2 separate regions of the Mus musculus genome follow, and region 1 is linked to region 2. Evidence: chromatin loops called from intact Hi-C (ENCODE). Cell type or tissue: heart. All regions are shown on one strand. Each heading gives the region's core, and the rest is flanking DNA. Links, peaks and the distances in the headings are about the cores only.

Region 1 (4,387 bases), core at 320-4,319, 280 kb before region 2:
TCAAGACACATTCTAAGAACTTCATTCTTGACGCAGCCTGAAGGGTCTAGATTGGCTTTCCTCTGAGGGAGGAAGTGAGGCCTGAATCCCTGGGCCTGAGGAAAAATGGCTGAGGAGGAACTAGACCTAAAGAAGTTGTATCTAGATATGGAAGTCTCTACATGGACCATCCTTTCATCTCAGCTCCAAACTTTGTCTCTGTAACTCCTTCCAAGGGTGTTTTGTTCCCACTTCTAAGGAGGGGCATAGTGTCCACACTTCAGTCTTCATTTTTCTTGAGTTTCATGTGTTTAGGAAATTGTATCTTATATCTTGGGTATCCTAGGTTTTGGGCTAATATCCACTTATCAGTGAGTACATATTGTGTGAGTTCCTTTGTGAATGTGTTACCTCACTCAGGATGATGCCCTCCAGGTCCATCCATTTGGCTAGAAATTTCATAAATTCATTCTTTTTAATAGCTGAGTAGTACTCCATTGTGTAGATGTACCACATTTTCTGTATCCATTCCTCTGTTGAGGGGCATCTGGGTTCTTTCCAGCTTCTGGCTATTATAAATAAGGCTGCTATGAACATAGTGGCTGACACCATTGCATACATGTATTAGTCAGGGTTCTCTAGAGTCACAGAACTTATGGATAATCTCTAAATAGTAAAGGAATTTATTGATGACTTACAGTCGGCAGCCGAATTCCCAACAATTGTTCAGTCGCAGCTGTGAATGGAAGTCCAAGGATCTAGCAGTTACTCAGTCTCACGCAGCAAGCAGGCAAAGGAGCAAGAGCAAGAGCTAGACTCCCTTCTTCCAATGTCCTTATATTGTCTCCAGCAAAAGGTGTAGCCCAGATTAAAGGTGTGTTCCACCACACCTTTAATCCCAAATGAAAGGCATAGCCCAGATTAAAGGTGTGTTCCTTAACTCGGAGATTAAATCTTCTGGAATCCATAGCCACTATGGCTCAAGATCTTCAAACCAAGATCCAGATAAGGATCTCCAAGCCTCCAGATAAGGGTCACTGGTGAGCCTTCCAATTCCGAATTGTAGTTCATTCCAAATATTGTCAAGTTGACAACCAGGAATAGCCACTACAATACACTAGCAAGATTTTATCGAAAGGACCCAGATGTAGCTGTCTCTTGTGAGACTATGCCGGGGCCTAGCAAACACAGAAGTGGATGCTCACAGTCAGCTAATGGATGGATCACAGGGCTCCCAATGGAGGAGCTAGAGAAAGTAGCCAAGGAGCTAAAGGGATCTGCAACCCTATAGGCGGAACAACATTATGAACTAACCAGTACCCCGGAGCTCTTGACTCTAGCTGCATATGTATCAAAAGATGGCCTAGTCGGCCATCACTGGAAAGAGAGGCCCATTGGACACGCAAGCTTTATATGCCCCAGTACAGGGGAACGCCAGGGCCAAAAAGGGGGAGTGGGTGGGTAGGGGATTGGGGGTGGGTGGGTATGGGGGACTTTTGGTATAGCATTGGAAATGTAAATGAGCTAAATACCTAATAAAAAATGGAAAAAAAAAGTTGTATCTACTTTGATTGGTGTTACCCAAACGCAAAAGGGACAGGAATGAGAAAGGGCTCAGGTTGATGCACAGGGAATCCAGACTGCTGTGAGCCAAAGAAGCAGGACACACCCATTCCCTCTGTGAGCTCTCTGTGAGCTCCTACTGACAAAATTGACACAAATTAACTGAACACACCTGCGAAGTGGAAACTTTGAGAGATCCCTTCCATCAGACTGGCCTGTGCTTGTCTGTGGAGCATTTTCATAACCGATGATTGATGTGACGGCCTTGGCCCACTGTGGGTGGCGCTACCCCTGGCTGGTGGTCCTCAGTGGTGCAAAAAAAAAAAAAAAACAGGCTGAGTAAGCCTTCAAGCAAGCCAGTGGGCAGAAGTCCTCTTTGGTCTCTGCTTCAGTTCCTGCCTCAACTTCCCTTCATTACAGACTATGAGCTATAAGGTGAAGTGAGCCCTTTTCCTCCCCAGCTGCTTTTTGCCACGTGTTCATCACAGCGACAGAAAGCAAACCTGACATTACTTTTGGTGGCAGAAAACAAGCCTTTCATGACCTATCAAAAGTCGCTCAGATGGCAAAGGAAATGATCCAGGACGCTCTGACCTTGGGCAACAGCGGGACGCTGAGACAACCTTACTGCGCAGGCGCTCCTTAGGGCCCTACTTTAAAGGGTGCGCTTTGTGCAGGATCTCCGCGGGGGCGGGGTCTCACGGAAGGGCGCGCACTGCGAAAGTGAGAAGGGGTGTGGCTGTGGAGGGCGAAAGGACGGGGCTTCCGGGTAAGACACGGTCTGCGCCGGCGCAGTTCTGGAGGCGGTGCAGAAGCTGGGCTATGACGGCAGAGGGGCGGGGCTATGGCGAGCCGTGGGGAGGGGCCTCTAGGAAACCAAGCTACGCAGGCGTAGACCGGACAGTCCGGCTAGTATCTTCCCTGTGGTCTCCGTTATTACACCGTCCCAGCCTGGAACCTGTAACCAGCATGGGCCGGAAAGTGACCGTGGCCACCTGTGCACTCAATCAGTGGGCCCTGGACTTTGAGGGCAATTTCCAGAGGATTTTAAAGAGTGAGTTTTGGGGTGGCGGGAGACAGGAAGAAGTCAAAGTCCACAATGGGTAGGACATGGCAGTCCAGGCCAGCTTTGCCCAGGAGAGACTCACAGCGCTGGGCGTGGGAACAGATAGAAGGGTAATGCTTGGTGAGCTTTCAGGGCGACTTCCTAATTTGGGGGACATGTGAGGAAGCAAGGCAAGAGTGGAAATAGGAGTGCCCTGCCAGCCAGGCAGACACTGCCCTCATCCATCCTCTAGGATCTGGTGGGTCTCTCTAAGGTTACCTGGGGCAGGGCTGCGCATTCTTGGAACTGTTTCATTGAGATCTAGGCGTTTGCAAAGACTAGAGATCCGTGTTCTAGGGCTCCTGAGGACATTCCTCATGGATTGGCATTGGGAGAAGGCATACTGAAGCCAGAAGAGGTCTCAGGTCAGAGAAGGGTGTTGGCGTTCCATATACCTGTATTGTTGACATTCAGGTCAGCTCATCATTGCCCCCAGAAGATAGAACTGGGGATACTCTGTGCCCAGCTGCAGACTGCTCACCTCAGGTTATCCGTGCTGGAAGCCTCTGCAGGAAGGCTAAATAGGAAAAACAAGAAACAAGCAAAACAACAAGAAAAACCCAAATGTATTATTTATTTCATGTACATATGCACGCCATAATGTGCATGTGGAGGTCAGAGGACAACCTGCAGGAGTCAGCTGTCCTCTTCCACCTTGTGGGTCTGAGTGAGCAGTTCTCAACCTGTGAGCCACAACCCCTGTGAGGGCCAAATGACTCTTGGGCAAGGGTCAAATATCAGATATCGAGCCTCTCAGATATTTACATTATGGTTTATAACAGCAAAATTAGTTGGGGGAGGGGGCAGACGGTCACCACAACATGAGGAGCTGTATTGAAGGGCCATGGTATTAGGATGGTTGAGAACCACTGGTCTAAGTGAACTCAGACTTGTCAGGCTTACCAACGAGTGACTTTACCTACGGAGACATCTGGCTAGCCCAGGCGTTTTTATTTTTTAAAGTAATTTTTGACCTGATTTTGTGGTCAGAGTCTATGTCTTTGCGGTGAAGATGGGCTGCCTTGCCTGCATGTTGGCAGCAGCTCTCAACCTGGGTGCTGGATGCTGACACCAACCTAGGGATGGAAGCCTTCACATCCTGTCTACAGCTTTTCCTTATAGCCAATTTGGGTGTCTGCTTAATGATTATCCATTAAGGTGTGGCTTACCCTCCTAGTACTAAGGTCACCCTACCCTCCCTGTTTCTGAATACCTACACGTGGGTATAGGTGCCTGTTGTCCTCTGCTATTAACAGAAAGGGCTGTAGTTGGTTGGAGCCTGGCTTTGGCTGTATCTACCACAGCAGCCTGCTTTTTCTACCTTTTAATGTATCCTAGCTGCTGAATCCTTCTCCCTCCCTCTCTCTCCATATAGGTATTCAAATTGCCAAAGGCAAAGGTGCAAGATACAGGCTTGGACCAGAACTAGAAATATGGTATGGCTAAGCACACCGGCAGCCCCAACCCCCACCCTTTGGAGGGCAGGTAGTGGAACAAAAGATGGGAAGAAATGGGGCAGAACTGAGAGCAAGAAGATGCATTTAGGATGGCAGCAGCTTGAGAGTGGGCCTTGTTCCGGGCGGGTTGGGGAAGCTGGATAACTTCAGGCTTCCTCATGGTTCAATAGGGGAGTGAGGTTGAACATAAAGCCAACCTGCCTCACCTTCCCTGATGCTGAGGTTTCAATGTCCCGCCAACATTCTTCCATCCCAGGGTGATGGTGTTTAGAGGCAGACTTGG
Region 2 (4,387 bases), core at 65-4,064:
GCTAGGGACTACCTGATAGTGGTAGTATGGAGGCTTCGTAGACTACACTTGGGACCTGTTATTAATCATAGATCAGTAAGCCTGTTTTGGTGGGTAAAAATGGGTAAATAGCAGAGTCTTGGAATGGATTTTTAGGCATTTTGAAGACAGTTGATGGTAGCATAGATTTGTTTTCATCTAGCAGTCAGGTCTCCTGTCTCCTGAGAGGAAGCTCATCTGCTTTACTTTGCTCTGCTATTGAATTTGACAGTAACAGGAGGCATGTGGTATTTTTATAGTGTGAAAACTACAGAAGCTGGCTTTGTGAACTTTACCTTTTGATTCTAGCTGCTTGCTGTACAGCCTTAAATTCCTTTTTTCTGTGTTCTGTCAGCTGTTGTAACAATGTGCTTCCATCCTGTGTCCAGGAGACTCAGTCTAGTGAGGTAAGATTAGCTCTGAGCTTTATGTACAAAAAGATAATTATTATATTTATGATTTAAGTCACATTCAGTTGCTTCAGAGTAACGTGTATTATTCATGCAAGATCTCCAGCCTAGGGTCTCCAGTGTAAAGCAAATAGTGAATGGCCTTGCCCTTCCTGCAGCGGGAGCAGGTGAGAGTCAGATGTGGGAGGATACTTTTGAGACACTGGAGTCTTGGAAGGTAGTTTGTAATTTCAAATATGGGGGAAGAAAATGCCTCTTAGCAACAAGAAGAGATAGCCAGTGCTGAATTAAGAAAATTGTCCTAATATCTGCTTGTTCATATTTTCATAACTTTTCCAAATGCTGCCGAGGTACTTCGTCTGCCAGAGGAGCATTTTGCTTGAGGGAAGAAAAAAAAAATCATTTTGTCCTTTCTTCCTGAAGCCTGGTGGTTTGGCTTCTAGAAATCTCTGGTGAGATGACCTGCTGTTTTCTGCTGGAGGTGTTTCAGTACATGTTGTAAGCAGATGTGACTAAGGAAATGTCCTCATCTTGTGTCTTCCAAAATTGCTTAGGATAGGCCAAGATGTTCAAAGGGAGTTCAGTACCGTGGTTCTTACATGCAGGGATTAACTGAGACAAGATATCTGGCTACCTGTTTCATGCCAAGTCCTTTGCTAAGCCCTGAACTCTGCATTGAGTCAGTGGACATGCTCTGCCCTCCTGGAAGTTTTTCTTCTTTGGTCCTTGGCCTCACTAATGAGAAGTTTCAAAAGCAAGCAGAAAAGCACCACCTAGCACCTTCAGTGACCAATCTAATGTATATCTGATTGCTTAAAAATATTACAGGCTAACAAGATGGCTCAGCTGGCAAAGATGTCTGCTGCTGGCTTCACATGGTTAAAAGGAGAGAACAGACTCCTGAAAATTGTCTTCTGACCTCCATGTGTATAGCATAAACAACCTCCCCGGGGAGTGGGGGTGGGGAGGCCTTTCCTGATTCCTTCTTAAAACATGTCATTCCTTTGTCCCTTTGACATGATCCTAAGTTGTAAGTCAGTACTCCTGTAGGACCTGGTTACACGTCCCCAGCTTCGCTGGGTCAGCCTGCCATCTTTCAGACTGAACCAAGTTACTGTGTTTTAGATCCTTTATATCCGTGCACATACTTGCATATGTGCTGGGAGTAGAAGTCAGAGGATAATTATGGGTGTCTGTTCTTTCCTTCCATATGGGACTCAGTAATCAAACTCACATTATCGGGCTTAGTGGCAAGCACCTTTATTCACTGACCCATCTCTCCAGGCCAGTTTAGGTTATAGTAATCATGTGCTTATCTTGTGTTAAGGCTTTGAAGACCTTTGGCTTTTATGAAGACAGATAATATATAAAAGTGTGGGTTTTGTGAAGTGTGATGCCACTCCACAGTTTATGCCTTTCTTTGTCTTTCGGGAGTGGCAGTTTAGGTGTTCATGGTTAAGAGCACTGGCTGCTCTTGCAGAGGACATGGGTTTGGTTCTCATTACCTTATGTGGTGGCTCAAAACCACCCATAACTCCAGTTGCAGGAGGATCTAGTGCCCTCCTCTGGCCTCTTTGGGTATTGCACATATATGCTACACATGCAGTCAGGCATTCATATGCATAAAAAGTTTGTTTGTTTGATTTGGTTTTTTTAATCTTTAAGAAGTGGCCAGTTTAAAATTTGCTATAAAAATTTAATGTTTTCCTTCCGAAAGTTTTTTTGTTGTTTGGAGCAAAAAGAGGAAATGAACCTAAAGTTCTGTATTCTAGTAGTATCACTGATGACTGTCATGATCTAACTTGATCGTTAGGGTTTTTGTATGTTTTGTGTTTTAAGACAGGTTCTTTTGTAGCCCAGGCTAGCCTCTAGCTTCAGCATAACCATACCTTCCAAGTCCTGTAATTACAGGCGTGCATCATTATGTCTGACTCTTGATGCCTTTTAAAAGTAGTTTGCCTAATAAGGCTTTGTGCTATAGAGTCATAAAACCGGTATTAAACCTGTCATTTTAACCTTAAAAACAAGATGGATGTTTCTCTCGACACCTGCATAACTCTTTTATGACTTTCAGTGTTTGGTAAACACAGTAATGGATGGTGCTGGAGCGTGTGCTGGCACTTTGCCTTGGTTTCAGTGTGCAGAGGATAGACTCACGGGGCAGGATAGTCTATATGAATGTATCAGAGATGGGCTGACTTGCTGTACCACTGTAGTGCTTCAAGTGGGCGTGGCTTCTCAGTCTTTGGTGGTGAGACTGATGTACTGAGGATTGCTGTACAAATGGGAAAGGGTGATGGGCTGGGAATGCAGTCCAGAGAAGCTGCTGTTAGCCATAGGTAGGTAATGGGGTACTGTAACTGTGGAGCCAAAGTGTAAGGAATGCTTGTGTGTAACCAGCTCAGTGTTTATTGCTCATTCTTGTAACCCAGAAATGTTACATGAAAATCTTGCCATCTAAGTTAAGAATAGCAAGGGGTGGCAAACCACATTTGACTAAGGCGTTCAATGGAGACCTCAAACAAAAGTATACGGTAGAAAAGCCTTGTTGGACATCTGGGCAAGTGTTTTCTGGAATTGAGAATGGTTCACTTTGTAGGGTAGATGTAGGAATGTACATCAGTGGCCAGTGAGTTTGGACTGCAAAGATCTAGGGTGTGAGGAAGGTTCGTTGAAGGTGAAGCTGAGTGTGGGAAGCTGCTGTGTTGCTCTGGGTTTGGTCATGTGCAGTACTGTTGTTGTCTTACTCTTTGTGCTTTCATACATTACTTAAATTTTAAAAAACTAGTCATATGTACTGGCTGGTTTTGTGTGTCATTTTGACACAAGAGTTATCAGAGAGGAAGGAGCCCCAGCTGAGGCAATGCCTCCATGAGATCCAGCTGTAAGGCATTTTCTCAATTAGTGATCAGTCGGGGAGGGCCCACCCCAATGTAGGTGGGATCACAAGTGAGCTGGTGGTCCTGAGTTCTATAAGAAAGCAGGCTGAGCAAACCAAGGGAAACAAGCCAGTAAGCAGCATCCATGATGGCCTCTGCATCAGTTTCTGCCTCCAGGTTCCTGCCCTGCTTGAGTTCCCTGTTCTGACTTCCTTTGGTGGTAACAGCAATGTGGACATGTAAGCAGAATAAACCCTTTCCTCCCCTTGCTTTTTGGTCATGGTGTTTCATTGTAGTGATAGAAACCCTACCTAAGACATGTGACATGTTTTTGTGCATTTTGAGTTTGTTTTGAGACAGGATTTCCTGTGTATCCCTGGCTGGCCTGAACCTCAATATGTAGACACTTGCCTGTGCCTACCAAATCCTGGGATTAAAGGCATGAACCACCTGCACATATTTTATTTTGAAACAATGAAAACCTAATAGAAAATTCAGCTAGTTAACTGTGAGACAGTTGCCCATCACTCTTGCTGGAACTGTTTTTCCTGTCTCCTGTTTTCCTAGCAGGAGTATAGCTTTCAGAAGGTCTCATTATGTACACTTGGCAAGAGTGAGGGGCTTTGTATGGTTGTCTTTTTCTCATTCATCATACTCTCTTGAAGTAAGTCGGCTGCTAGAGATCAAGTATTCTTACAGAGTGGTCGTGTTGAGTGTCTCGTAGTGTTTTTACAGTGTAGGTGGCATAAAAGATAGATTAGCATTATTCTGTCTATGTGAGAGACAGTTCAAACAATGTGCTTTTGAATTGTTTGAGGAAGTTGCTGTGTGGATCTGTCGGGTTTACTGTAAAGAGAAGGCAGATTAGGATTCTGTTTTCTTACTGTGAAGTCTGGTCACTTTAGTGTCAGTAAGAATGTTTTGGATCTAGCTCAGTTTGTAGCATGCATGGAGCCCTGGATTTTATACCAGCCCTGCATAAGCCTAGCATGCTGGCATATACTTGTCATCCTAGTACTGGGGATGTGGAGGCTGAGGGTCAGACATGCAGGGTCATCAACTACAAAGCAAATTGAAGGC

Evidence for each region. Peaks named below come from ENCODE experiments on the same cell type or tissue, not always from the same donor. Only the 100,000 strongest peaks of a DNase experiment are listed, where the experiment ranks them.
Region 1: it touches region 2 in a loop (5-fold over the local background); 1 of 42 quality-filtered maps calls a loop at or near these places.

What each region holds. Positions count from the first base shown.
Region 1 is chr7:143,820,868-143,825,254 of GRCm38, reverse strand. It overlaps Nadsyn1 (NAD synthetase 1), which reads left to right and starts at 2,403. Exons shown (of 21, transcript NM_030221.2): 1 at 2,403-2,596; 2 at 4,023-4,083. The coding sequence starts at 2,512. It overlaps Dhcr7 (7-dehydrocholesterol reductase), which reads right to left and starts at 2,088. Exons shown (of 9, transcript NM_007856.2): 1 at 1,715-2,088. In heart, for the core only: no CTCF peak of the experiment used is centred there; a DNase peak (open chromatin) is centred at 2,284; H3K4me3 peaks cover 1,804 bases; H3K27ac peaks cover 1,651 bases.
Region 2 is chr7:143,542,167-143,546,553 of GRCm38, reverse strand. The region is part of intron 1 of Nap1l4 (nucleosome assembly protein 1-like 4); the gene reads left to right. Among named protein-coding and RNA genes, the nearest start is that of Nap1l4, 4.8 kb to the left of the region's middle. In heart, for the core only: a CTCF peak has its summit at 1,995 (motif pointing left); no DNase peak of the experiment used is centred there.